Regions from separate parts of the Homo sapiens genome. Here region 1 is linked to region 2. A link is an interaction called in ENCODE POLR2A ChIA-PET data of the cell type or tissue named here. Cell type or tissue: MCF 10A. All regions are shown on one strand. Each heading gives the region's core, and the rest is flanking DNA. Links, peaks and the distances in the headings are about the cores only. Region 1 holds the start of PPP1R12B (protein phosphatase 1 regulatory subunit 12B). Region 2 holds the start of LOC124904583.

Region 1 (10,696 bases), core at 472-2,971, 470 kb after region 2:
AAATACAAAAATTAGCTAGGATGGTCTCGATCTCCTGACCTCGTGATCCACCCGCCCAAAACCCCGTCTCTACTAAAAATACAAAAAAAATTAGCTGCGCATGGTGGCAGGCACCTGCGGTCCCAGCTACTCGGGAGGCTGAGGCAGGAGAATGGCGTGAACCCGGGAGGCAGAGCTTGCAGTGAGCTGAGATCACACCACTGCACTCCAGCCTGGGCGACGGAGCAAGACTCCGTCTCAAAAAAAAAAACAACAACAAAAAAAACAATTAGCCAGGCGTGGTGTCACCCCCCTGTAATCCCAGCTACTCAGGAGGCTACGGCAGGAGAATTGCTTGAGCCCGGGACGCAGAGGTTGCAGTGAGTCGAGATCGTGCACTGCACTCCAGCCTGGCTGACAGAGCGAGACTCTGTCTCAAAAAAAAAAAAGAATGGGACACATGTAATTAATGGCATATTATTCAAATATCAAAAACTTTACTCTAGGCCAGGCATGGTGGCTCTTGTTTGTTTATAGACACAGGGTGTCACTCTGTCATCCAGGCTGGAATGCAGTGGCACGATCATGGCTCACTGCAACTCCAGTTCCTGGACTCAAGCTATCCTCCCGCCTCAGCCTCCCAAGTAGCTGCAACTACAGACATGCACCAACATGCCTGGCTAATTTTATTTTTTTGTAAAGACAAGGTTTTGCTATGTTGCCCACGCTGGTCTCAAACTCCTGAGCTCAAGTGATCCTCCTGCCTCAGCCTCCATCTATTGTGATTATTGGGACAAAATAACTGATGAATGACTGTCATGGGCTGAGGGTGGGAGGAGCTGTCTACCAAGGAGCACAAAAAATCTTGAGGGTAACGTTCTACATCTTGATTACAGTGGTGGTTCCACAACTGTACGCATTTGTCAAAACTCATACGATGCTACACTACAAAGAGTGAATTTTATTGTATATAAAGTATATCTTAGTTTTAAAATATTTTAAAAGAAAAAAATAAACTACTTAGTTTTATGTTAACAACAAGACTGGTCCAACTCCTTACCTTTGGCAGAATTGTGCTTAATCCATATATATTGACAGGTTGCCTATTTCAAAATACTCACAGAGTAGAAGATTCTAAAAGCCCAAATGGTGATATACAGTTATTCAGCAGGAGTTGAAGAATTGGGGAGAGGCCAGGCATAGTGGCTCCTACTTGTAATCCGAGCACTTTGGGAGGCCGAGGGGGGAGGATTGTTTTAGCCCAGGAGTTCAAGATCAGCCCTGGCAACATAGTGAGACCCCCTTGTCTACAAAAAATTTTAAAAATTAGCTGGGTATGATGGGGTGTGCCTGTAGTCCCAGTTACTAAGGAGGCTGAGGTGGGGAGGATCACTTGAGCCTGAGAGGTTGCAGCTGCAGTGATCCATGGTCACACCACCACACTCCAGTCTGGGTAACAGGGCAAGACCCTGTCACACACACACACACACACACACACACACACACACACACACACAAAGAAGAAGAATAGGGAAGAAATTCTGCGGAACAAATGAAAGTCATTTTTATTTATACTTTCAAAAAAAAAAACCACACAGACAAAAAGCTGAATTTCCCAATATGGCTTTGAGGTCCAACATAGTCTGATGCAACATATTAAGCAATTTGAAGAGGTAAGCTACTAAAATGGCTCAGGATAGATGACTATTCTAGATGCACAATAATAAAGGAGCAAACAGGATTTTTCTGAATCCTATGTTGCCATGGGTCCTGACACTAAGCAGAATTCATCAATATTCAGGGTAAGGCAAAAGTAACTTCGCAGGTGGAACCAGGAGAGGAATGAGTAATAAATGTAGAATAAAAGAGAAAAGGTTAAAAGCACAAGTTTTATTTTACCATATGAGTTAGCACACAAAATATACTATTTTATATTGAACTGAACACACATTCATCTTACTCATCTTCTGTCTCTGTCTGAATATAAATTGCTCAGCCTATCCTCCTCCCCTCACTTGTTCCTATCTCCATCTCTCTTCCTGAGAAATACGTGATTTTAGCCTCCCTAAGTCTACAGCGTCAGACTGAGGCAACTCTAGAATGACAAAGGCTTATTCAACTACAAACTGAATTCCAGTCTGGTGTGACCTTGAGGGTCCAAATTTGGACCCTGCACATTACAAAGACAGTCTGAATTTCTTTTTTCTTTTTTTTTTGAAACGGAGTCTCACTCTTTTACCCAGGCTGGAGTGCAGTGGTGTGATCTCAGCTCACTGTAACCTCCACCTCCTGGGTTCAAGCGATTCTCCTGCCTCAGCCTCCCCGAGTAACTGGGACTACAGGTGTGCACCACCACACCAGGCTAATTTTTGTATTTTTAGTAGAGACGGGATTTTGCAATGTTGACCAGGCTGGTCTCGAACTCCTGACCTCGTGATCCACCTGCCTCAGCCTCCCAAAGTGGTGGGATTACAAGCGTGAGCCACCACCCCCGGCCGCCAGTGTGAATTTCTGAGTCAAGTATGGAATTATTCTAATCTCCTTGGTAGCCCTCCAGATGAAGACTGATCAGACCGTGCTAAGAGACAAGACCTATGGTGACTGAAATCCAGCATCCCTCACCACACTCAGCACAGATTTAAGAGTCAACATAATACATGCTGAAGTAAGTAAGCATTCATTTTAATAAATCCTAGAAAAATCTCTTTTCTGAAAGTAGGCACTTGCCTCTTCCCACAGCAATAATTTGGTAGATATCATGTATCTAGGCCTAGAGTACCTAAGATTATAATGCTAAGGATATCAAGATAGGTGCTAACAGTCAAACTTAATAAATAAATAAAAGAAAAAATTTAAAGTACTATTCCACATAGAATTATTAACAAATATTCCTGGCCTTACAATGTGTATACGCAAATGAAACAGAAATTCCTTTGTGAGCAAACAAGTGCTTTCAAGGGTTCTATAATCAGATTAATACCTTGTTAAGGACTCTAGGACAACACATGCATACACACCAAATCTTAATTTAGTCACTGAAATTTAGTCTGCATCAGTTTCCAAGGCTTTCATCAGAGTTGGTCTAACCTTTGAGATACTTCTTATCCCAGTCTAACTCAAGTATTATTAATAGGCCCCCTGGAGCTTGTTATCTTTGACTCAAGCACCTCGTGGTCTCAGCAAAGGCTGCCAAGAAAGAAGGTCTCTAAGTCCAAAAGAAGCATCAAGGCACCACAAGCTGCAGTGCAAATCATCTACTGTGACGTTGTAGGAGGAGAAAAATTGTCCCCCAGTATTATCTGGGGGCTTCTAACATGCCAAGACAATAATCCACAGTTGGTCAAGTGGCCATGGCCAAAAGAGAGAAAAGAAGCAATTATCCAGATAATTTATATCGTGCTTGTATAACAAATGGACATTTTAAATAAATAATTCAGATAATTGTACCACTCACTCTCCATTTCACAGAAGGTGAATCCATTGTAAAGTAGGTGGTTCAGCTACCAACAGCTCCAGTCTCCCATTTGAAAATAGTCTTTTATGTACCTTAGGAGTTCTCCAGGTCGGCCATGCGCGGTGGCTCATGCCTGTAATCCCAGCACTTTGGGAGGCCGAGGCAGGCAGATCATTTGAGGCCAAGAGTTTGAGACCAGCCTGGCCAACATGGCGAAACCCCATCCCTACTAAAAATACAAAAATTAGCTGGGCATGGTGGTGGGCACCTATAGTTCCAGCTACTTGGGAGGCTGATGCATGAGAATAGCTTGAACTTGGGAGACGGAGGTTGCATGCAGTGAGCTGAGACTGCACCACTGTACTCCAGCCTGGGAGATACAGTGAGACACTGTTTTTTTTTTTTTTAAACAACAACAACAACAACAACAACAACAAAAACTTCTCCAAGTCATGGAGACACACATTGTAACTCTTCGGAAACTGACTTGTAATGTTCTGAAGCCAATAAAGGCCCGTTGTCTTGATTCAAAGATACAGTTTCTCAACAGACCTCAAATCTTTAAGCAGCTTAATTTTTAGCTGAATTTGTCTAGAATCGAGTATACTTGTTCAGTTCAACTCCTTGTCAGCCCTATAAATGGAAAGGAATGCTTATATTGCATTTATAGATGTTAAAAAAAAATCCATAGCTGTCATCCCCTTCTTCTCTTATTTCAATAGATTACTAGGCCAGGCACAGCGGCTCATGCCTATAATCCCAGCAGTTTGGGAGGCCAAGGAGGGTGGATCTCCTGAGGTCAGGAGTTTGAGACCAGCCTGGTCATCATGGTGAAAGCCCATCTCTACTAAAAATACAAATATTATCTAGGCGTGGTGGCAGGCGCCTGTAATCCCAGCTACTCGGGAGGCTGAGGCAGGAGAATCGCTTGAAACCAAGAGGCAGAGGTTGCAGTGAGCCAAGATCTCGCCATTGCACTCCAGCCTGGGCAACAGAGCGAGACTCTGAATCAAAAAAAAAAAAAGAAAAAGAAAAAGAAAAACAAGAATTCACCTTCCCAAAGAGTTCAGAAATTTAAAGTTTAGAATTTAATGTGGTTCTCTTAGCTTTTATCTCATTTTACATTCAGCTCCTTATTAAGTGAGATAGAGATCTCTGTGACATAAGTCTGAAAAATCCATGCCTATGGGCCACTTCTTTACTTTCTAACTTTGCACAAATAATTTTCCTGAGCTTCAGTTTCCTCATCTGTAAAATGAGAATAACAACACTACCTGCCACACCTACTTCAAAGGATCACTGCTGAAACTCACATGGGGTAAGACATATGAAATCAAACAGCAAAGCACTCTACAAATATTGGTTACTACCTCAGGTGGGGAAATATTATCAGCAGGAAAAAAAAATGGGTACAAAATAGGGTGAAAGAGTTTCTTCTACCTGAAATAGAAGGGTTGCAAACATAGTGAGAAGTAACTTTTTAAGCTATTGGCTAAATATATTTAGGGAAGTGGTCTGATATAAAGTTGAGTTATTATTTAGAAGTAGATTCTCATGCCAATACATTCACTTTGCACAGACGGCAGAAGAAGAAAAATACAAAAGATTAAGAGTGGGTGTCCGGCTCTCAGCTCACCAAAATAACTGATGAAGTTCCATTTGAGGAGAGAGGGGTAGTTAGTCATGGCAGTCAGTAGACAGAGAATATTGCTGCATTAGGTGACAGAAGTAAAGGTGTCGTTACCAAGCACAGATTATCCACAATCCATATAGTATAGCTATACATGGGGCATGGGATTTCTATAGAGCACTTTAGAAAAAAAAATAGAAAAATAGAAAAGCTATTCCATAAGTATCAAACAGAGGTAATTCAGTAACTTAGTTCTCCATAGGAAGCTCTCAGGGAGGTAGCACTGCTGAGAAGGAAGTTAAGATACCTAAAACAACGAGGTCCAGCGTGTTCTAGGAGCTGTAGCCTAGAGGCAACACAAACTGTTTTGAAGTACTACAAATCAACAAAACAAGAGGTGTGGTTTCAGACCTGCTTGTCTTTACCCAGTAAAGGGCTTTACTCTTTAAGTGATATAAGATATTCTATAACGGGGACACACAACAACTGAATTTTCTGAAAGGGCATCAAACAAATGACACTGTGCCTATGAGTGACGCGGTGTGCAGGCACGCCAACCAGACATAAGTGAAGATAACTAATCTACAGGGATAAGACCAGGGACAAAAATCACCAGTAACCATGACAACACAAGTAGGTGGAGGGAAATACAAACACTGACCAAGCAGCGGGGTGACGCTATTCCTAAGACCCTGGGGTCAGAAAAAGACTTGATTAGTGGAGGAAGCTGGCCAAGAATGAAACCGATTAGCCCAAAAGGGCAGTGTCCATGCAGAAGGAGTCGGCGGCAACACTGATACTCCCCATGGGGTGGCTCGCAGGGTCAAAGGCTCATCTGTAGGAGACTGGACGCCTCTAAGACCAAGAAAGGAGTTACCTGGTGCAGGGCTGTCAAGCCGTCCACGTTGACCGTGTTGATATCAGCACCTCTTGCCAGAAGCTTTCTCACCTCGTCGGTGTCCCCGCTAGAGCAGGCGGCCAGAAAGACAGCACCGTCCTCGAAGCGGACCCTGGGGCTCCCGCGCCTGGTCAGCGGCTGCCGCCCCGCGCCTCGTCGCTCCGCAGGCTCCTGCTCTGTCAGCGAGCCCCGCCAGCGCCGAAGCTGCTCTGCCCGCCGCATTCGCGCCGACTCTGCCCGCTTCCCTCCTAGGTGCTCCAGTTCCGCCATTGCTCCGGCCTCGGCAGCTGCTGCCAAAACTACCAACACTAAATTACTGTTGGGGCTCGAGTTGCCGCTGCCGCCTCTCTCAGAGCGCTTCAGCCCGGAGCAGAGGGCGGAGACCCTCGCGCCGCCATCTTTACTCCTCCCGCCAGTAGTACCGCCCGCACGCTCCCTCGGCTTCAATACGCAGGCGCTGCCCGGCCTCGGGTCATCACGGGACTCGTAGTAAGAGGCCTGCCCTAAGTGCACTTGGTGGCCGTAAGGGAACTACAAATCCCTGGATGCATCAGAAAAAAGGCGAGGACCGGCGGCTCTCTCTTTCGCCACGGGACCCAGTGGGGTCACCTTTGCCCTAAAGCTGGAACTGTCTCCTGGACTGGCGTCAGCCTCTTCCTCTGGGCATTTTGGGAGTTGTAGTTTATTCTTGTTATGACTAGTAACTAATCTTATCTCCCTAATTATCACATCAATTCTTTGGAGTGGAAAAAAGGCGGTAATTATTCCTGTTTTCTGGAGGAGAGAACTAAACATTAAGTACCTAAACGACTGGATTCTATATCCTAGTTCTAAGTCTAGGGTTTTATTAACATGTGTATTAATCACGGTAAATGTGAATGAGCGTGGGGAAGAGGAGCATACATACAGATACAGTATTACATGTTTTACATAAATACTGTCAACTTACTCCAGGCCCAGAAAAGATCTTGAAAATGATGCATTCAGATGTAGTGAAAAGAGTTTAAGCTGTGAATTTAAATTGAATTCACAGCCGCAGACAAATTACTTGACTTCTCTTAGCCAGTTTTCTTATGTGTAAAATGGGAATAACATCTCACAGGGTAGTCATGTGGATCAAATGAAATAATACATGCAAGGATGCCTAATACTATCTTTGGCACATATTGGATCCCAATAAATAATTTCTCTTCCTTCTCCCTCCTCCTCCTCCTCTACTCTTTTCATATACCTTAAATTTTTACAAGACAGAATAGATGTCTTCCATGATTTTTATTTCTTTTCTTTTGAGACAGAGTCTCACTCTGTCACCCAGGCTGAGTGCAATGGCGCAATCACGGCTCACTGCAGACTCAACCTCCTGGGCTCAAGCGATCCTCCCACCTCAGTCTCCCCAGTAGCTAGGACTACAGGTGCCCACCACCACACCCACTATTTTTTTATTTTTTTGTAGAGACAAGGTCTCACCATGTTGCCCAGGCTGGTCTGGAACTCTTAGACACAAGCGATCCTCCTGCCTCAGCCTCCCAAAGTGTTGGTATTACAGCCCTGAGCCACTGTACCTGTCCCATGATTTTTTTTTTCAAAGCTAGAGAAAGATACTATCAAGCATACTAAATCATACTAAATTCCTAAGGTAGCAAATAGAACATTTTTATATTCACCAAGACTGGGTTATAAAACATGTATCTGTCCGATTGTTTTGTTTTGTTTTGTTTTGTTTGAGACAGGGTCTCGCTCTGTCACCCAGGCTGGAGGGCAGTGGCATGGTCGTGGATCACTGTAGCCTCAACCTCCCAGGCTGAAGCGATCCTCCCACCTCAGCCCCCCAAGTAGCTGGGACTACAGGCCTGTGTCACTATGCCTGGCTAACTTTTGTATTTTTTGTAGAGACAGGGTTTTGCCATGTTGCTCAGGCTAGTCTTGAGCTCCTGGGCTCAAGTGTTCCACCCACCTCAGTCTCCCAAAGTGTTGGTATTACAGGCATGAGCCACCGCATCCGGCCAGTCCGATTGATTTAATAAGTATAACCTCCAGTGCTCTAGCCCTGAACAAAATACAATTAAATGTGTTACCCATAATGAAAGAGTACATATGCAAATGTTAGATTCTTTAAACGTTTCTGTATGTTTAAAATTTTTCATTTAAAAAATGTTGCAAAATGATTGGGGTATTGTAAAGGGAAACTTTATTATATTCTGTCATGTGAAAATTTGCCTGTTCCTCAATTTCCCCTGAAATGAAGTGGAAATCATACATTAAGGAAACAATTAATTATTGAATTGAAAGCCTCAAATGAAAAGTGACATATAAATGTAAAAAATATTATGTTTAATAATACTGTGTCTAAACACCATATGCTTTAGTAGGATATTCTTAAATACATTATAAATACTAATTAAACCTCATGTCAAATCTGTGTACTATCAATAACAATGTACATAAGGAAAATCAAGGTATAATAATGTATACATTATGTAACCTCATTTTCCTTGCTACATGCATTTATTTATGGCCACCATAGAACTTGTCATGTCTCATCATTTATTGCAATTAAAAATTCTTGGCCAGACGCGATGGCTCACGCTTGTAATCCCAGCATTTTGGAAGGCCAAGGCGGGCAGATCACTTAAGGTCAGGAGTTCGAGACCACCCTAACATGGTGAAACCCCATCTCTATTAAAAATACAAAAATTAGCCAGGCACAGTGGCAGGTGCCTGTAATCCCAACTACTCAGGAGGCTGAGGCAGGAAAATCGCTTAAGCCTGGGAGGCAGAGGTTGCAGTGAGCCGAGATTATGCCACTGTACTCCAGCCTGGGTGACAGAGCAAGATTTTCTCAAAAAAAAAAAAAAAAATTATTCATGAGATTTACTTTGTAACATATCACAGTGGGACCTCCTCTTATTCCAATTCAGCCTCTTGCTGATAATTACTATTGCCCACAAGCTCCCAAATAGAACTCTCCCTAAAGGATAAAAGAAAAATTGATATTAAATCAAATAGGTAAGAATACTCAGCTAGAAGCCTAATCCTATTTACAGTCCTCATGCATCATTTCAATATTATGTTCCTCGTATATGATAGCTGCTCCTATATATATATATATATATATATAACTTTATGTTTTACTGGCATACTGGTCTTCTAATAAGGATTTTTAAACTGGAGTAAATTTTTCAGGGATCAATAATGATGCTTCTTTTGGCTGCATTATTTTTGTATTCCGAATTAGGAAGCAAAAAATATCTGGTTCCAGTTGTTTAAATAAGCTAAAATTGACCCACTCCAGGTTAAATCCTTACTTTCCCAAGAGATATGAACTTAAATTTCTTTCTTTCTTTTTTGGAGACAGAGTTACCCAGGGTAGAGTGCAATGGTGCCAACATAACTCACTGCAGGCTCAAACTCCTGGGCTCAAGCAATTCTCCTCCCTCTACCTCCTGAGTAGCTGGGACTATAGGCACATAAAATTATTTTATTTTATTTTATTTTTAAGTAGAGACGGGTCTTGCTATTTTGCCCAGGCTGGTCTTGAACTCCTGGCCTCAAGCAGTCCTCCCACCTCAGCCTCCCAAAGTACTGAGATTTTAGGTGTGAGCCACCATGCCCAGCCTGAGCTTAAATTTCAACACAAATTCAGTCTCTTTTTCTTTTTTTTTGAAACGGAGTCTCCAGGCTGGAGTGCAGTGGTGCGATCTCAGCTCACTGCAACCTCTGCCTCCTGGGTTCAAGCAATTCTCCTTGAGAAGCTGGGACTATAGGCACCCACCACCACGCCCGGCTAATTTTTGTATTTTTAGTAGAGATAGGGCTTCACCATATTGGCCAGGTTGGTCTCGAACTCCTGACCTTGTGATCAACCCACCTTGGCCTCCCAAAGTGCTGGGATTACAGGCGTGATCCACCGCGCCCAGCCAAGAATTCAGTCTCAATATAAGGAAGTTCCAGGAAGCCAGAAGTACTTCCTTACCATACCTATTTTATTTGCTTCTTTTCTTTTTTTTCCTGTGGAAGTAAGAGTGTAATACCTTCTTTGGAGATTTTACAGAAAAGTGTAAGTAGTTAAATTCCTTGGATCATTTAAGTGCATATCTACTTGGAGATAGAGGAATATACCTTCTGGCTATATGATTATTGAAAGTAGTAATAATTATTATAATCTAATTAATTTTACAGGCTCAGCCAAAAAAAATGCCATGAAAACATTCATCTACCTCTAATGACTTGAAAAGTTTTTTCAAATTGAAATCCTATTTTTTCTAAAACATGTTTCCCAACTAGGGCTTTCTGAGAATAACTTACACAATCAGCTCATTAAACAAGTATGGTAATTTAAATTTCCTAAATAAGTACTCCATTCCTTTATTATTTATTTATTATTTATTTTTGAGACAGGATCTCACTTTAGATTTGCAGTGGTGCAATCACAGCTCACTGCAGCCTTAACCTCCTGGGCTCAAGTGATCCTCTTACCTCAGCCTCCCAAGTAGCTGGGACTACAGGCATGCACCACCATGCCTGGGTAATTTTTGTATTTTTTGGTAGAGATGAGGTTTTGCCATGTTACCCAGGCTGGTCTCAAAGTCCTGGGCTCAAGCGATCTGCCCACCTAGGCCTCCCCAGATGTTGGGATTACAGGCATGACCCACTGCACCTGGCTATAAGTATGCTATTCTAAAGAAAATATAAGCCTGGCCAACATGGTGAAACCCCGTCTCTACTATAAATACAA
Region 2 (16,359 bases), core at 5,590-8,089:
GGTATGGTCTGGCTCTATCGCCCAGGCTGGAGTGCAGTGGTGGGATCTCAGCTCACTGCAACCTCTGCCTCCTGGAGTGAAGCCATCCTCCCACCTCAACCTCCCAAGTAGCTGGGACTACAGGCATGTACCACCTCACCCAGCCAATTTTTGTATTTTTTTTGTAGAGACAGGGTTTCACTATGTTGGTCAAGCTGGTCTTGAACTCATGAGCTCAAGCTATCTGCCCGCCTTGGCCTCCCAAAGTGTTGGAATTACAGGCGTGAGCCACCGTGCCTGGCCCATATTTTCTTCTTTAATTGTTTTCCTCATCATGACCTCTTTTCATCTAGTCCTCACATGATGCCCATAGTGATCTTTCCAAAGCACAACTCGGATCATTTTGTTGTCCTTCCGAAAACTGTTTGATGATTCCCTATTACCATCAAGATAGCCTAAACCCTTTCATTTGCTTCTACAGCCTTTTGTTTTTGTTTTTGAGACAGAGTCTCACTCTGTTGCCCAGGCTGGAGTATAGTGGCGTGATTTTAGCTCACTGCAGCCTGGAACTCCTGGGCTCGAGTGATCCTCCCACTTCAGCCTCCTGAGTTGCTGAGACTACAAGTGTGAGGCACTGTTCCTGGCTGGTTTGTTTTTTAAATAACTTTTTTTGAGATATAATTCACATACCACAAAATTCATTCTTTTCCAAGTTCAAATTTAATGGTTTTTAGCATATTAACAGAGTAGTGCAACAATCACCACAGTCAATTTCAGAACATTATCATCATTCCAAAAAGAAACCCCACACCTGTTAGCAGTCATTTCCCATTCCCCTTTCCCCAGCCCCTGGCCACCAATCTACTTCCTGTTTCTATGGATTTGTGTATTCTGGATACTTCATATCAATGAATCATACAATATGTAGCCTTTTGTGACTCGCTTATTTCATGTAGCAGAATGTTTTTAAGGTTCATATGTGTATGTATCTGTGCTTCATTCTTTTTTATTGCTGAATAATATTTCACTGTATGAAGGTACTACATTTTCCTTACCCATCCATCAGTTGGTGGACATGTTCATTGTTACCATGCTTTGTTTATAATAATGATGGTATGAACATTCATGTATAAGCCTTTGTGTGAATATATGTTTTCATTCTCTTGAGTATGTACCTGGGAGTGGAATTGCTTGATAATATGGCAATTCTAATATTTTGAAGAACTGCTAAATGCTTTTCCAAAGTGGTTGCACCATTTTACAACCCCAGCAGCATGTATGAGGGTTCTAATTTCTCCACATCCTAGACAACATTTATTTTCCTTTAAAAAAAAATTATAGCCACCCAGGCATGGTGGCTCACACCTGTAATCCCAGCACTTTGGGATGCCAAGGTGGAAGGATTGCCTGAGCCCAGGAATTCGAGACCAGCCTGGGCAACATGACAAGACCTAGTCTCCAAAAAAAAAAAAAAAAGGAGGCCAGGCGCGGTGGTTCACGCCTGTAATCCCAGCACTTTGGGAGGCCGAGGTGGGCGGATCACCCGAGGTCAGGAGTTCTAGACCAGCCTCAACATGGAGAAACCCCATCTCTACTGAAAATACAAAATTAGCCAGGCATGGTGGTGCATACTTGGGAGGCTGAGGCAGGAGAATAGCTTGAACCTAGGAGGCAGAGGTTGTGGTGAGCCGAGATCGCGCCATTGCACTCCAGCCTGGGCAACAAGAGCGAAACTCCGTCTCAAAAAAAAAAAAAAAAAAAGGGAAAGAAAAATTAAATTAAAAAAAAAAAGAATGAATTTGGACCCCCAGCACTTTGGGAGACCAAGGCAGGTGGATCATGAGGTCAGGAGTTTGAGATCAGCCTGGCCAACATAGTGAAACCCCATCTCTACTAAAAATACAAAAAATTAGCTGGGCGTGGTGGCGAGTGCCTATATTCCCAGCTACTCAGGCAGCTGAGGCAGGAGAATTGCTTGAACCCAGAAGGCAGAGGTTGTAGTGAGCCAAGATCATGCCATTGCACTCCAGCCTGGGTGACAGAGCAAGACTCTGTCTCAAAAAAAAAAAAAAAAAAAAATAGCCATCCTGGTGGGTGTGAAGTGGTATTTCATTTGTGGTTTTGATTTGCATTTCCCTAATGACTGATGATGAAATCTTTTCATGTGCTTATTGGCCACTGGTATGTTGTCTTTGGAGAAATCCGTTAGCCCATTTTTACAGTGGGTTATTTGTCTTTTTATCATTGAGTTGTAAGAATTCTTTCTGTGGCTGGACGCGGTGGCTCACACCTGTAATCCCAGCACTTTGGGAGGCCGAGGTGGGCGGATCACGAGGTCAAGAGATTGAGACCATCCTGGCCAACATGGTGAAACCCTGTTTCTACTAAAAATACAAAAATTAGCCGAGCGTGGTGTTGCGCGCCTGTAGTCCCAGCTACTCGGGAAGCTGAGGTAGGAGAATCGCTTGAAACTGGGAGGCAGAGGTTGCAGTGAGCAGAGATCGCGCTACTGCACTCCAGCCTGGCAACAGAGCGAGACTCCATCTCAAAAACAAATAAATAAATAAATAAATAAATAAATAAATAAATAAATAAATAATTCTTTCTATATTCTGGATACCAGTCTCTTATCAGATACATGATTTGCAAATTTTTTTTCCATGCTGTTTGTTGTCTTTTCACTTTAATAGTTGCTTTGAAGCACACAAAAAATTTTAATTTGTTGAAGTCTGATTTATCTATTCTTTGAGTGCTTGTGTTCTGGTGTCATATCTAAGAAACTTGCCTAATCCAAGATCACGATTGATATTTTTGTTTTCATCTAAGAATTTTATAGTTTTAGTTCTTACATTTAGGTCTATAATGCTTTTTTATGTTAATTATTTTGAGGGGGATGGAGTCTTGCTCTGTCTCCCAGGCTGGAGTGCAGTGGCCTGATCTCGGTGCACTTCAACCTCCACCTTCTGGGTTCAAGGGATCCTCCTACCCCAGCCTCCTGAGTAGCTAGGATTACAGGCACATGCCACCATACCTGGCTATTTTTTGTATTTTTGGTAGAGACAGAGTTTTACCATGTTGGCCAGGCTGGTCTTGAACTCCTGACCTCAGGTGATCCACCTGCCTCAGCCTCCCAGAGTGTTGGGATTACAGGCGTGAGCCACCATGTCCAGCCTTATTTTTTATATGATGTGAGTTAGGGGTCCAAATTCATTCTTTTTTTTTTAATTTAATTTTTCTTTTTCTTTTTTTTTTTTTTTTTTGAGACGGAGTTTCGCTCTTTTTGCCCAGGCTGGAGTGCAATGGCGTGATCTTGGCTCACCACAACCTCTGCCTCCCAGGTTCAAGCTATTCTCCTGCCTCAGCCTCCCAAGTATGCACCACCACGCCTGGCTAATTTTGTATTTTTAGTAGAGACGGGGTTTCTCCATGTTGAGGCTGGTCTAGAACTCCTGACCTCAGGTGATCCGCCTGCCTCAGCCTCCCAAGGTGCTGGGATTACAGGCGGGAGCCACCACGCCCGGCCTCTTTTTTTTTTTTTCGGAGACTAGGTCTTGTCATGTTGCCCAGGCTGGTCTCGAACTCCTGGGCTCAGGCAATCCTTCCACCTTGGCATCCCAAAGTGCTGGGATTACAGGTGTGAGCCACCAGGCCTAGCCCAACTTCATTCTTTTGCAGGTAGATATTCAGTTGTTCCAACACCATTTGTTGAAAAGACAATTCTTTCTGCCACTTGATTATCTATGGCCCTTCTTTTTACTTATTTATTTTTTTAGACAGGGTCTCACTCTATCACCCAGGCTAGAGTACAGTGGCGCAATCTTGGCTCACAGCAAGATGTGGCCTTCTGCTTGTGATCAAAGGTGGTGTAGGAGACCCTGCGGTAGAAGAGGAAATGTCTGCAGAGGATTGGGCTCTGCAGACCTCCACCTCCCATGCTTAAGCGATTCTCCCGCCTCAGCCTCCTGAGTAGTGGGGATTACAGGTACATGACATCAAGCCTGGCTATTTTTTTTTTTTTTTTTTGTAGAGACAGGTTTTCACTATGTTGTCCAGGCTGGTCTTGAACTCCTGGACTCAAGCAATCCACCCACCTCGGCCTCCCAAGTGCTGGGATTACAGGCATGAGCTACTGCGCCTGACCTCCTTTGACCTTCTTAAGCTGGCCCTTTCTTAGTCCTGTGGCTTCATCTTCTGCGTTACCCTCACCCAGGCTTGCCCTCCATCTCCAGATTCACTAAATGATTTACTCTGTCTCACCTTTGGCCCACTTCACCGCATGCTGCTTCTTCTACTGGAAAGTCTCCCTGCCTCTCTTCCCATATCACTTGGCTATTTTCTCTAATGATCTGGCAGGTCTAGGCTTAGATGTTACATCTTCCAGAAAGCCTTTCCTAAATCCTCAAGAATGTTTTGGGAACAGCAATTCTGTGCTCCCAAGGACCCTGTACTTAACCTCAATGTGATGCTTAACACACCTGTGTATATCTTACTCCCATAAAAACCCTCTTCACAGATAGGAGCTTTTTTTGTGCCTGGCATGTAGTAGGCACTCAATAAATATCTGATGAGTCCCAGAAGTAAAGGAAGAGGACAATTTTGAGAAGGAAGACATAATTAGAACTGTGTATTGCTGCAGAAAGTTAGGGAGAATGAGATCTGAAAAAGTCACTGGGTTTTGACTATTCTCGTCATGACAAATAGGGAAGAGTTTCAGTAGCATTGTGGATGCAGAGGCCAGTGTGGACACAGAAACCAGAGTTAAGGAATGAATTGCTGATGAGTGAAGCTTTAGTTACAAACTTTTTTTTTTTTTTTTTGGAGACAGGGTCTTACGCTGTTGCCCAGGCTGGAGTGTAATGGCATAATCATGGCTCACTGCAGCCTCAACCTCCTGGGCTCAAGTGATCCTCCTGCCTCAGCCTCCTGAGTAGCTAGGACCACAGGCACATGCCACCACAACCTGGCTAACTTTTTAATTTTTTGTGGAGACAGGGTCTTGCCGTGTTGCCTAGGTTGGTCTTGAACTGCTGGCCTCAAGAGATCCTCCCACCTCAGCCTCCTAAGGGAGGCTGCAATTACTGGCATGAGCCACCATACCCAGCCTAGTTAAAACCTATTTGTGCCCAAGTTTGTTGGGGAGGAAAGGAGGGAACTAGATTGGCACTGTGAAACAGCTTCAATAATAGAGCTAAGGGATTCGTTTTATTGCTATTTGTCCATCTGCTACTTTCCTGCACTTCGGAGATTTTAACTTCTAATGAGAGTCCCTTTCATGGCTTTTTATGATGTCAATTCTAGGGATTCAGCCGTGATTTTCCTGCCTGCCCTCCTGTGACCACATACCTCATCCCCACCTCTGCCTCCGTGTGAACATAGAAGTGCATACATGCACACGCATGTATACACAGGGACACCTTGATTTGGGCTGATCTCAGCATCCCAGGTATCTAAATATTTTGGGAGTGACCAAAACTCTCCCCAAATTCGGATAAGCTATATATGCCACAGCAAAAGATATCCTATGAGAGTTGTTTGGATAGAAAGGAAGCAACAAGTCTCCTGACATCTTGGCGGCACCAACAGACTGATAGTCTTCTCTGTCTGCCCTTCATTCCATTGTGTCTCCCCTATGTCACTCATATAGACTAGAATGAAGTGGCTTTAAGATTTTAATTTTTCATCCCCCTACTGATTTATCTTCAGCATTGATCCACTTGCTATTTGTCATTTTTCTCCCAGAGGTAGATATGCCTGATCATGAGCCCCCCAGCCTGACCAGCTTTCACCACCAGCCTCACACAGCTCACGTGGTACCCCATACCTTTCAGAAGTATCTTCTGATCCATCTGCCCCTCCGAAAGATGTCCCAGCAAGGCGAAGCTGGTGCAGTGCTGCGGCACCCCCTCAGGTTGGTAGCCCAGCTCCACCTGCCCCTTCTCCAGGGCGTACCTCCCATTCCACAATGGAGCCCGTCATCACTTGCACCCTGCTCAGGTTTGCTGGATGGTTCAGAATCACTGTCAGGTGGTTTCCTATACTAATGTTGTGTGTCCAAAAGAATGACTCATCCAGAGTGTAGGCCTCCCAGGGGAAATGCACATCGGAAACCTGCATATCAGTGAAGACAGCTCCAGGCGGGTTGTTGGGACCATCGGCATTCTTTTTCTGAAGTGCTGTGGCCTTCTGCTTGTGATCAAAGGCAGTGTAGGAGACCCTGCAGTAGAATAGGAAAGGTCTGCAGAGGATTGGGCTTTCCTGGACCAGGAGCGTATGGAAATGAGAAATCAGGCTGTCAAGGGGTTTCTCCTTGTAGAAGAGAAGGAGGAAATGGGCCAGGAGTGGGAGGTCCCTGCTGTGGAAGAGTTTGCCAAGGAAGCCCATATTGGAGAACTCCATTAGCACCCACGAGTTGGACTTCATGGTGGTCACCCTTGAATGAATGTGGGTGACAAAGTTGGGGGCAAAAAAGACATTGTCCTCTATTAACAGGAAGTAATCAGAGAACTTTGTGGCAAAGCTCATGAGGAAGGCATGATCTACGTTCTGCTTGGAGTAGAATTCGCCATGAAAGGCCTCATCCCTGATGCTCTCCACAGTGGGGTAGGCATCGGATGAAGCATGGATCAGTAGCAACTGCCCTTTCAAGATCTGTGGGCTGAAGAGGCTTGAAATATGGGCAAGAGTTTCTCTGAGCCAGGTGAGGTCAGAATCTGCCAGGTGGACCAGCACCGTGAGACGTTTCTGCTCAGCCTTAGAAGAAACACGGAACAGGGAGACCAATGTGTACAAGAGGCTGCTTCCATCCCCTTGCTGCACTGATGAGATTCCCCACTGTCAGCCATGCTGAGGAGAGGTAAAAATAGGGACAACTGTCAGTGCACAGTAATAGTGACGGTTGTCAGAAGGGTTAGGGGTTGGGATCCTATGTGGGACCTTCACTCTTCCTTCCTCCCTCTTATTTCCCACCTGTTTTTCCCTTGGTGGAGGGGATGTTTACATCCTTGCTGCTCGAAGTGTGGTCCTTAGTCCAGCAACATCAGGCTGCTCTGTAAGCTCATTTCAAATACAGGATCTCGATCCCTATCTCAGATTTAATCAGAAGCTGCATTTTCACAGTATCACCAGGTAACTTGTATGCACAGTAAAGTTTGAGAAGTACTAAGCTAGGTGATGCTGAGTGTCTGTGGGTTCTGCTCAGTCTTCTTTGAGCCTAGAACTTTGTGGCGTATGGTTTAGGGGCTCAATAAATGTTAGCTATTATAATAGTTATAATTGTTGTCAATTATATTATTATATTGTTGTCAATTGTTGTCGTCTTCCCAAAGCTGCCCTTTGAAGGAGGTATATTAGGAAAAGGACTTCCCCTGGAAGTCAGGAGCCTGGAGTTTTTGTCCCAGTTCTGCCACTGATTGTGTGATCTTGAGCAAGTCCCTTCAGCCCTGAGTTTAGTTCCTGATCCATAAACTGGGGGAGTTGGACTATGCGACTCTAAGACCCCTTCTGATCCAAATGTTCTCTAATCTAGTGATTCCACCTTCTTATAGCAATTAACTTTAGTAACTGGCCAAGAAGGGAAAAAAAGAAAAGTAGTAGCCAACTTTATCTTTTTCCTCCTTCCTCCTCATACTGCTGATATATAAATATTTGCCTTGGGGAAGGAGGAGAGAATTAACTGCCAGATTCTTTTTTTTTTTTTTTTTTGAGAAGGAGTCTCACTCTGTTGCCCAGGCTGGAGTGCAATGGTGCGATCTTGGCTTACTGCTACCACCGCCTCCCAGGTTCAAGCGATTCTCCTGCCTCAGCTTCCTGAGTAGCTGGGATTACAGATGTCCCCCACTGTGCCCAGCTAATTTTTGTATTTTTAGTAGAGATGGGATTTCACCATCTTGGCCAGGCTGGTCTCGAACTCCTGACTTCGTGATCCACCCACCTAGGCCTCCCAAAGTGCTGGGATTACAGGCATGAGCCACCACACTTGGCCATTGTCTGCCGGATTCTAATATTCCTGGGCACAGTCTGTTTTTCTCCTTCCCTCTTCTGCTTTCCTTCCTATCTGCCTGATCTCTCTGGCTGTCCCTACTTCCCCTGGGATGCTGAATTCCTCCTTCTTGTTGGTACTCACTCTTTCTTCTCTTCTGGATTTTTTCCATATATTTGAAGGTGAGGTTCTGCCAGTCTTCTAGTGATCTTGGGTCCTTCCGGCTGTTATAACTGGCCTCCGGGGGCATTGACAAGGGCAAACATATATATCCTTTCATAAAAAGAACAAATTTTACACCCCAGTGGCTTCCCATAAGCTTTTCTAGGGAAAGAGGTGGAGTGAACCATTCTCCCTAGAGTGAGCCTGGCACATTCTCAGGATGCCTGGCCATTGGCTAAAATATCCAGGGCTCAAGCAGTATTTGCTGTCTTCTTTACCTTAACGAATAAGGAAAATAAATACAGCTTCTTCATGGACTAATAGGCCCAGGTCCATACCCCCATTCCCTTTGGAGCTTCCTGCTCTCAGGTGAAAAGGTCAGGAAGGAAGAAAGCCCAGGGGCTTTCCAGAATCTGCCTGTCCACACCATTTCCACCCTATATTCCCAGTTCCCAAACTGAGCAAGGCTCAAGGCTTGCTACTTGGCCTTTGACAGTCATCACATTTTGATCATCTTCAGTTTCCTTGGGGATTTTCAAAGTGATGAAGGGCCACAGGAATACGATGCCCACTGAGAGTATGAAGCATTTCCTGATGGAACACCGCATCGCGTCTGCGTCAGGATACGGTTCCTATAGCAAGAAGTCAACGTGTACAGCTGGAGGACTCTCTCCCTCCAGTCCATGCCTAGAACTTCCCTTCTGCCCTCTGGAAGGCTTCTCCACTTGTATTAACCACCCCATGTCTGCCCCCATATTCTATCTTTCCTCATTGTTAACTTATTTCCAAGATCTCAGTTCCCTATGACCTCCGCCTCCTGGGTTCAAGCGATTCTCCCGCCTCAGCCTCCCGAGTAGCTGGGATTACAGGCACGCACCACTGCGCCTGGCTAATTTTTGTATTTTTAGTAGAGACGGGGTTTTACCATGTTGGCCAGGCTGGTCTCGAACTCCTGACCTCAAGTGATCTGCCCGCCTCAGCCTCCCAAAGTGCTGGGATTACAGGCATGAACCACTGTGCCTGCCATCCAAGCACACCCTTTTATCTAATCTAGGAACCTGATACAATAGAGCCTTATTCCCTGCTAAAGAAGGAAGATCACATGTCCCGTGATGATATTTGTTGCATTCACTTCATATGCTTGGAGATTCAACTTCCCCAAAGTCTCCCCTACTCAAAATGATGAAGGTTGGCTGAAGCTTTAGTGATACAGTCAATTTTTTTTTTTTGAGACGGAATCTCACTCTGTTGCCCAGGCTGGAGTGCTGTGGCACAGCATCAGCTCACTGCAAGCTCCACCTCCCGGGTTCACGCCATTCTCCTGCCTCAGCCTCCCGAGTAGCTGGGACTACAGGTGCCCACCACCATGCCTGGCTAATTTTTGTATTTTCAGTAGAGACGGAGTTTCACCTTGTTAGCCAGGATGGTCTCGATCTCCTGACCTCATGATCCGCCCGCCTCGGCCTCCCAAAGTGCTGGGTTTACAGACGTGAGCCACCGTGCCTGGCTGATACAGTCAATTTATCTGAGTAAACAGATGGCCATTGTACTTTCCTTACCCCTGCTTTTTTACTTTATTTTTTGAGACAAGGCCTCGCTCTGTTGCTGAGACTGGAGTGCAGTGGCGTGATCATGGCTCACAGCAGCCTTGACCTTTCGGGCTCAAACGATCCTCCCACCTCAGCCTCCCAAGTAGCGGGGATGACAGACGCACACCACCACACCCAGCTAATTAAAAAAAAAAATTTTTTTTTGTAGAGATAGGCTCTCCCTGTGTTGCCCAGGGTCATCTTGAATGCCTGGGGTCACGTGATCTTCCTGTATCAGCCTCTGAAAGTGCTGGGATTACCGGCGTGAGCCACCACACCCTGCCTCCCACATTTTTAAAAACCAAATCAAACTATTAAAACAACTAAACCTGAAGTGTTGCCAAATGCCATGCCAAATTGGTGTCTTTCACTTTTTTTCATAAAGAGTATCCTTAATTTATTCACAGACCTTGATTAGAACATGATTCTGTTAACTTAGAGTAAAAAAAAAAAAATCCTTTCCTGCATGTTGGGTTATTGGAATTCAGGCTGGCTCAGCCTCAGAAGTGCTTGTATGCTGCTCTCTTCCTCTGTGAGTGTTTTTTCTCTAGTGAGATGTGTTTCTCTGATTGCTTCAAGATTATCAGAGGAAAGGCTTTAACATGCCTTCTCACCCCTTCTTGATTCTTTCCCTGTGTGATCAGTACACAAAAGAAAAGCTGTAGTCAGTGATTTCTGTGCTCCTGAGGCCATACTGTTCTCTAATCTTCCCCATTCCAGGGATGCCTTCCAGTTTAGTATTTTGGTAGAGGTTAACATGCTTTTCTCCCTTAGCCACTTCGCTTTTTGATGAGTTATAAAAGTAGGCTGGGCACAGTGGCTCACGTCTGGAATCCCAGCTCTTTGGGAGGCTGAGGCAGGAGGATTGCTTGAGCCCAGTAGTACTGAGACCAGCCTGGGCAACACAGGGAGAGCTCCACCTCTGTTTAAGAAAAACAAATAATAACAATAATACTTATATCTCCAGGTAATCACAGTGATGAGGAAAAAAAAATCTTATAGTAGTAAGGCTTTACAGATTAAACTTTTCTTACTTGGCTTCCTTTAGGAAAGACTTTTAGTCCCATAGGTGATTCACATACAAACCTCTTCATGTAAAAGAAATAGGCCTCTCTTCTCTAGACCATAAATGTGTGCGTGTGTGTGTGTGTGTGTGTGTGTGTGTGTGTGTATACACCGCTGGGCATGGTAGCTTACGCCTGTAATCCCAGCACTTTGGGAAGGCGAGGCAGGTGGATCACCTGAGGTCAGGAGTTCGAGACCAGCCTGGCCAACATCACGAAACCCCTTCTCTACTAAAAATACAAGAATTAGCCAGGCATGGTGGCATGTGCCTGTAATCCCAGCTATTCAGGAGGCTGAGGCAGGAGAATCACTTGAACCTGGGAGGCGGAGGTTGCAGTGAGCCGAGATTGTGTTACTGTACTCCAGCCTGGGCAACAGAGCAAGACTCCACCTCAGGGGAAAAAAAAAAGGGGTGGGGGCTTTTGGGCCAGGCGAGGTGGGACTTGGATAAAGATCACCCAGTGAAAGTGTGTGGGCACTCAGGCCTTCAATCCCAGCATTTCAGGAGGCCAAAGCAGGAGGATCACTTGAGGCCAGGAGTTGGAGACCAGCCTGGGCAACATAGTGAGACCCCGTCTCTACAAAAAGTAAAATTAGCCAGGTGTAGTGGCACATGCCTGAAGTCCCAGCTACTCGGGAGGCTGAGGTGGGAGGATCGCCTTAGCCTAGTAGGTCGAGGCTGCAGTGAGCTGAGATTGTGCCACTGCACTCCATCCAACCTAGGGGAGAGTGAGACCCTCTCTGTCTCTCTCTCTCAAAAAAAAAAAAAGGCTTTAGGCAGGGAATAAGGCTCTAATTGCAGTTAAAGGGTTTCACCACCACAGGCATAGCTCTGTTCCCCTTTGGTACCTCCCGTGTAGTTTCCCAGTCACGGAGGGAAGACTGCTGTCATTCAGCCCTTTGAGTTCAACAGACTTCTGGAAAAGGCAGGAGACAGAAAAACAAAAAGGAGCTGGGGTGATAAGGACCAGTCACTCTAGGAGTAATGAACAGAGGGTGAGGCCAGGCACAGCAAACAAAGGTCTCCCCAGTTTTCTATCCTTGAGCTAAGCTCCCTCTGTGATGTTACTGTTGTGTCCTAGCCACCTACTCCCCATTGTCAGAGGAATGCACATGCAGGACTTACATGTGACCTGTTTGTGCTTCATCATTGGGAGCTATGACTTCGCATTCACCCTAAAGACCAGCATCAGTATCTTTTTAGATACTGAGCACTCACCTCCCCACCCGCACCGTGTCCCCTACTTCCTTATGTATCTCCTACATTCTCTCCTTCCCTCCTGTTGGTTCCACTGACGCTTAGGCTCGGACTCCTACTCCCTCTCGCCTTCCCAAGTTCTTCACCCCTGCAGTTATCCTCTTTCTCTTCTGCATGATCCACTTCCTTTCTCTTCTGCGTGATCCACTTCTCCCTTTCTACTGGACGATTCTCATCACTAGGAAAAGGAGGTTTATTATCTTCCAGCAGGAAGAAGGCAAAAAGCAAAATGCCTCCCTGAATTCGTGTTCTTTTCCAGTTCTGTGCCATTTTTCTACAACTGCACACAGCAAAGCCCCTTGAAAGTGTTGTCTTTGTTAATTAGCCTCGCTTCATTTCACATTCTCCCTTCTTATCTTACTCAACCTTTCTGCAACTTTGACTCAGTTGACCGCTACTGCCTCCTTGAAAGACTTTCTGGGGGTGCAGCCTGGTGCGGCGGCTCACACCTGTAATCCCAGCACTTTGGGAGGCCGAGGCAGGCAGATCACGAGGTCAGGAGTTTCAGAGCAGCCTGGCCAACATGGTGAAACCTCGTCTCAAAAAAAAAAACAAAAATTAGCTGGGCGCAGTGGTGCGCGCCTGTAGTCCCAGCTACTGTAGCATCGCTTAAACCTGGGAAGTGGAAGTTGCAGTGAGCCGAGATTGCACCACTGCACTCCAGCCTGGGTGACAGATCGAGACTCCGTCTCAAAAAAAAAAAAAGACTTTCTGCTCTGGCATCTCTCTTGCCACGCTGATTGGTCCCTCTCAGTTTCCTTTCTTGGCTCACTCTCTTCCCACCTTGTATATGTAGCAGTCACATAGGGCTCTCTTCTCTTCCTACACAGTTTCCCTGGGTGATTTTATCCGAGTCCCATGGCTGTAATATAGATACACACACACACACACACACACACACATATACATGAATGTGTGTATGTATGTTATCAGGTAACTCCCAAATCTTATCTCTAGCCCTGACTCTTATCTTGATCCCTATCCTGAGCTCCAGATTACCTGACTATTCAACATCTTCCATTGGATGATAAGATATCTCAACTTTAACAGAACCAAAATAAGACTACAGATTCCTCCTACCTCCCAAATCATTTCCTCCCCAAGCTTTTTCTACCCCAGTATACAGCACCACCACTCACCCAGTTAGAGAAAAAAAAAAAATCAGGGAGTTATACTTGGTGCCTCTCTCCTTGTTTTTTCTTTTACTCTTGATTTTTATATAGAGACAGGGTCTCGCTATGTTGGACAGGCTTGTCTTGAACTCCTGGCCTCAAGTGATCCTCCTGCCTTGGCCCCCAAAGTGCTGGAATTATAGGTGTGAGCCACCACACCCAGCCTTCTTTCTCCTTAATACTCCACAGTCTATTTAATCCTGCTACCTTTTCCTCCAAAATTTACCCAGAATATGACCACTTTTCAAAATCATCTTCTGAACTACTGCAACCACCTCCTAATTGATCTCTCACCTCTACCTTGATTCTTCTGCAATCTGTTGTCCACATGGCAGTCAGACAGACCTTTTCAAATTGTAAATCAAGTGATACCCACTCCCTGCCTACAATTCCCCAGTGCCTTCCCACTGCAAATAAGATGAAACCCAAATTCCTACCCATGGTGTGCAGGCTTTCACCTGATCTAGTGTTTGGTTTTTTTGTTGCTGTTTTTTGTTGTTGCTTTTTTTTTTTTTTTTTTTTGAGACAGAGTCTCGCTCTGTCGCCCAGGCTGGAGTGCAGTGGCATGATCTCCGCTCACTGCAAGCTCTGCCTCCCGGGTTCATGCCATTCTCCTGCCTCAGCCTCCTGAGTAGCTGGGACTACAGGTGCCCGCCACCACTCCCGGCTAATTTTTTTGTATTTTTAGTAGAGACGGGGTTTCACTGTGTTAGTCAGGGTGGTCTCGATTTCCTGACCTTGTGATCTGCCCACCTCGGCCTCCCAAAGTGCTGGAATTACAGGCGTGAGCCATCGCTCCCGGCCGCTGTTTGTTTGTTTTTTGAGACAGAGTCTCACTCTGTCGCCCAGCCTGGAGCGCAGTGGTGCGATCTCAGCTCACTGCAACCTCCAGCCTCCTGGATTCAAGTGATTCTTCTGTCTCAGTCTCCTGGGTAGCTGGGATTACAGGCCCCTGCCACCGCACCCGGCTAATTTTTGTATTTTTAGTAGAAACGGGGTTTAGCCATGTTAGCCAGGCTGGTCTCGAACTCTTGACCTCAAGTGACCCATCCGCCTCAGCCTCCCAAAGTGCTGGGATTACAGGCGTAAGCCACCACGCCCCCCTGATCTAGCATTTTGCCTGCTGCTTTGACCTCATCTCCCTCCCCACTCTCCAGCCTCAGGGACTTTCTTTTTCTTTTGTTTTTCTTGGTATGTCCATCGGACATACCAAGCTGTTTCGTGACTCAGGGTCTTTGCACATGCTGTTCCTCTTTAAAATTTTTTTCTATTTTTTTTTTAATTTTACAATATCTTCATGACATTCAATGTTCTTCTTAGAACTCTCTACTATAGATTTTCCAATAGCTGCTTTCTTCCTAACATTCAGATCTGAGCTCTGATGTTCTCTTTGCTGCCTTGGATCACTGTGGCTAACAGCGCTTGCCACCCCTCCCATTCCAGCCTCCCAGTAGTTTTATCATGTATTCTGTTTTTCTCATCATTTATTTCATTGTTTTGTTTTGTTTTTGAGACAGAGCCTCACTCTGTTGCCCAGGCTGGAGTGCAATGGCACGATCTTGGCTCACTGCAACCTCTGCCTCCAGGGTTCAAGAGATTCTCCTGCCCCAGCCTTCTGAGTAGCTGGGATTACAGGCATGCGCCACCACACCTGGCTAATTTGTGTATTTTTAGTAGAGACAGGGTTTTGCCATGTTGGCTGGGCTGGTCTCGAACTCCTGACCTCAAGTGATCCGCCCGCCTTGGCCTCCCAAAGTGCTGGAATTACAGGCGCGAACCACTGCGCTTGGCCTCTCAGCATTTATTTCTACCAGAAGCTAACTTACTTCTTTGTGTGTGTGTTTATTGTCTGTCTCCATCCACTAGATTAGAATATAAGCCCTTAAAGGGCAGGGACTTTGTTTGATTCAGTGCTGTATCCATAGCACTCTGCATAAAACCTGATCCAGAGAACATGCTAAACAAGTATTTATTAACTTGCCAATTATAGGGACTACATGATAATGGTGAATGGTCATCTTTCTTCAACAAACACTATGCTAGGTGCTAGGGGCACAGCGGTGTCAGTCAGGGGGACTGGGCAGTACTCCAGAGAAGGGCAGTATATGGGTGATGGTTAAGCGCTCAGATTCGGGACTCAGACAGCCAGAGCTGGAATCTGGTTCTGCAAGACTTATTGTCCATGTGACCTTGGCCAAATGACAGCCTCTCTGAACCCCAGTTCCTCATCTATAAAATGGAGATAAAAACGATGGCTACCCAGGACAGGGCTGGGCTAACAAAAAATAAATAAAAATAAAAATAAATGATGGCTACTTTCAAGAGTTCTTACGAGGATCAAAAGAGATCATCCTATATAAATAGTTATTATTTTTAAAAACAGAAAAAAGAGAGTATCCACATAAACATTCTTGGCTTATAGCAAGCACTCAATAAATGTTAGCTGTTTCTGTAAGGAATGATTACCATCTTCAACCATGGAGACCAGCACTGCTTGCTTTCCCATTATACCTGAGAGGTCCATCTTCCCTTATTCCTAAATCCTCATCCCAGTTTTTTTTCTTTTAGATTTTCACACAGATGCACAACACTCTGAGAACCTTTCTGTATCTTGCCATCTGATTCCCACTTTTCTAAGGGATTTAGAGGAGGCAAAAAATAGAGAAGGAGAAATAAATATTAAAAAGCCCTGACACCCCACCCAGGTTCCTCATCCACATTGCAGTTAGGGGTGGCCATCCATGACAGTGTGCCTGTTGCCAGTGTGTGTTCCAGGAGTGGGCTCTGCACTTTGCTGGAAGCCAGAGTTCTCCTTTAAGCCTAAGAGCATGAGCTAGACCCATAGGGTAGGGATGGGCCAGGAGCTCACCTCCATTCCAGCATTTATCTCTGGGTACCGTAGCTAATGCTCCCTTGGCAACCATTGTTTTTTCTGAAGGGCAAGAATCTCATCATCCCACTAGTCTCTTCTGGCAGGTGGAGAAGGGGCGTGGCCACAGGCATGTGTAATTGGCCCACACACTGTTTCTTAAAAATCTGATGAAAGATTGAACATTTAAGAATTGGAGGCTGGGTGCAGTGGCTCACGCCTGTAATCCCAGCACTTTGGGAGGCCGAGGTGGGTGGATCATGAGGTCAGGAGTTTGAGACCAGCCT

The links. Peaks named below come from ENCODE experiments on the same cell type or tissue, not always from the same donor. Only the 100,000 strongest peaks of a DNase experiment are listed, where the experiment ranks them.
Region 1: POLR2A ChIA-PET joins it to region 2 with 5 read pairs; 4 of 35 experiments call an interaction of 5 or more read pairs at or near these places.

Annotation. Positions count from the first base shown.
Region 1 is chr1:202,344,387-202,355,082 of GRCh38, reverse strand. It overlaps PPP1R12B (protein phosphatase 1 regulatory subunit 12B), which reads right to left and starts at 6,384. Exons shown (of 24, transcript NM_002481.4): 1 at 5,941-6,384. The coding sequence starts at 6,231. RefSeq lists enhancers at 6,116-6,425, 6,097-6,637. In MCF 10A, for the core only: no CTCF peak of the experiment used is centred there; a DNase peak (open chromatin) is centred at 1,612.
Region 2 is chr1:202,815,649-202,832,007 of GRCh38, reverse strand. It overlaps LOC124904583, which reads left to right and starts at 6,073. Exons shown (of 3, transcript XM_047439549.1): 1 at 6,073-6,183; 2 at 6,469-6,579. The coding sequence starts at 6,073. It also overlaps the pseudogene MGAT4EP. In MCF 10A, for the core only: no CTCF peak of the experiment used is centred there; no DNase peak of the experiment used is centred there.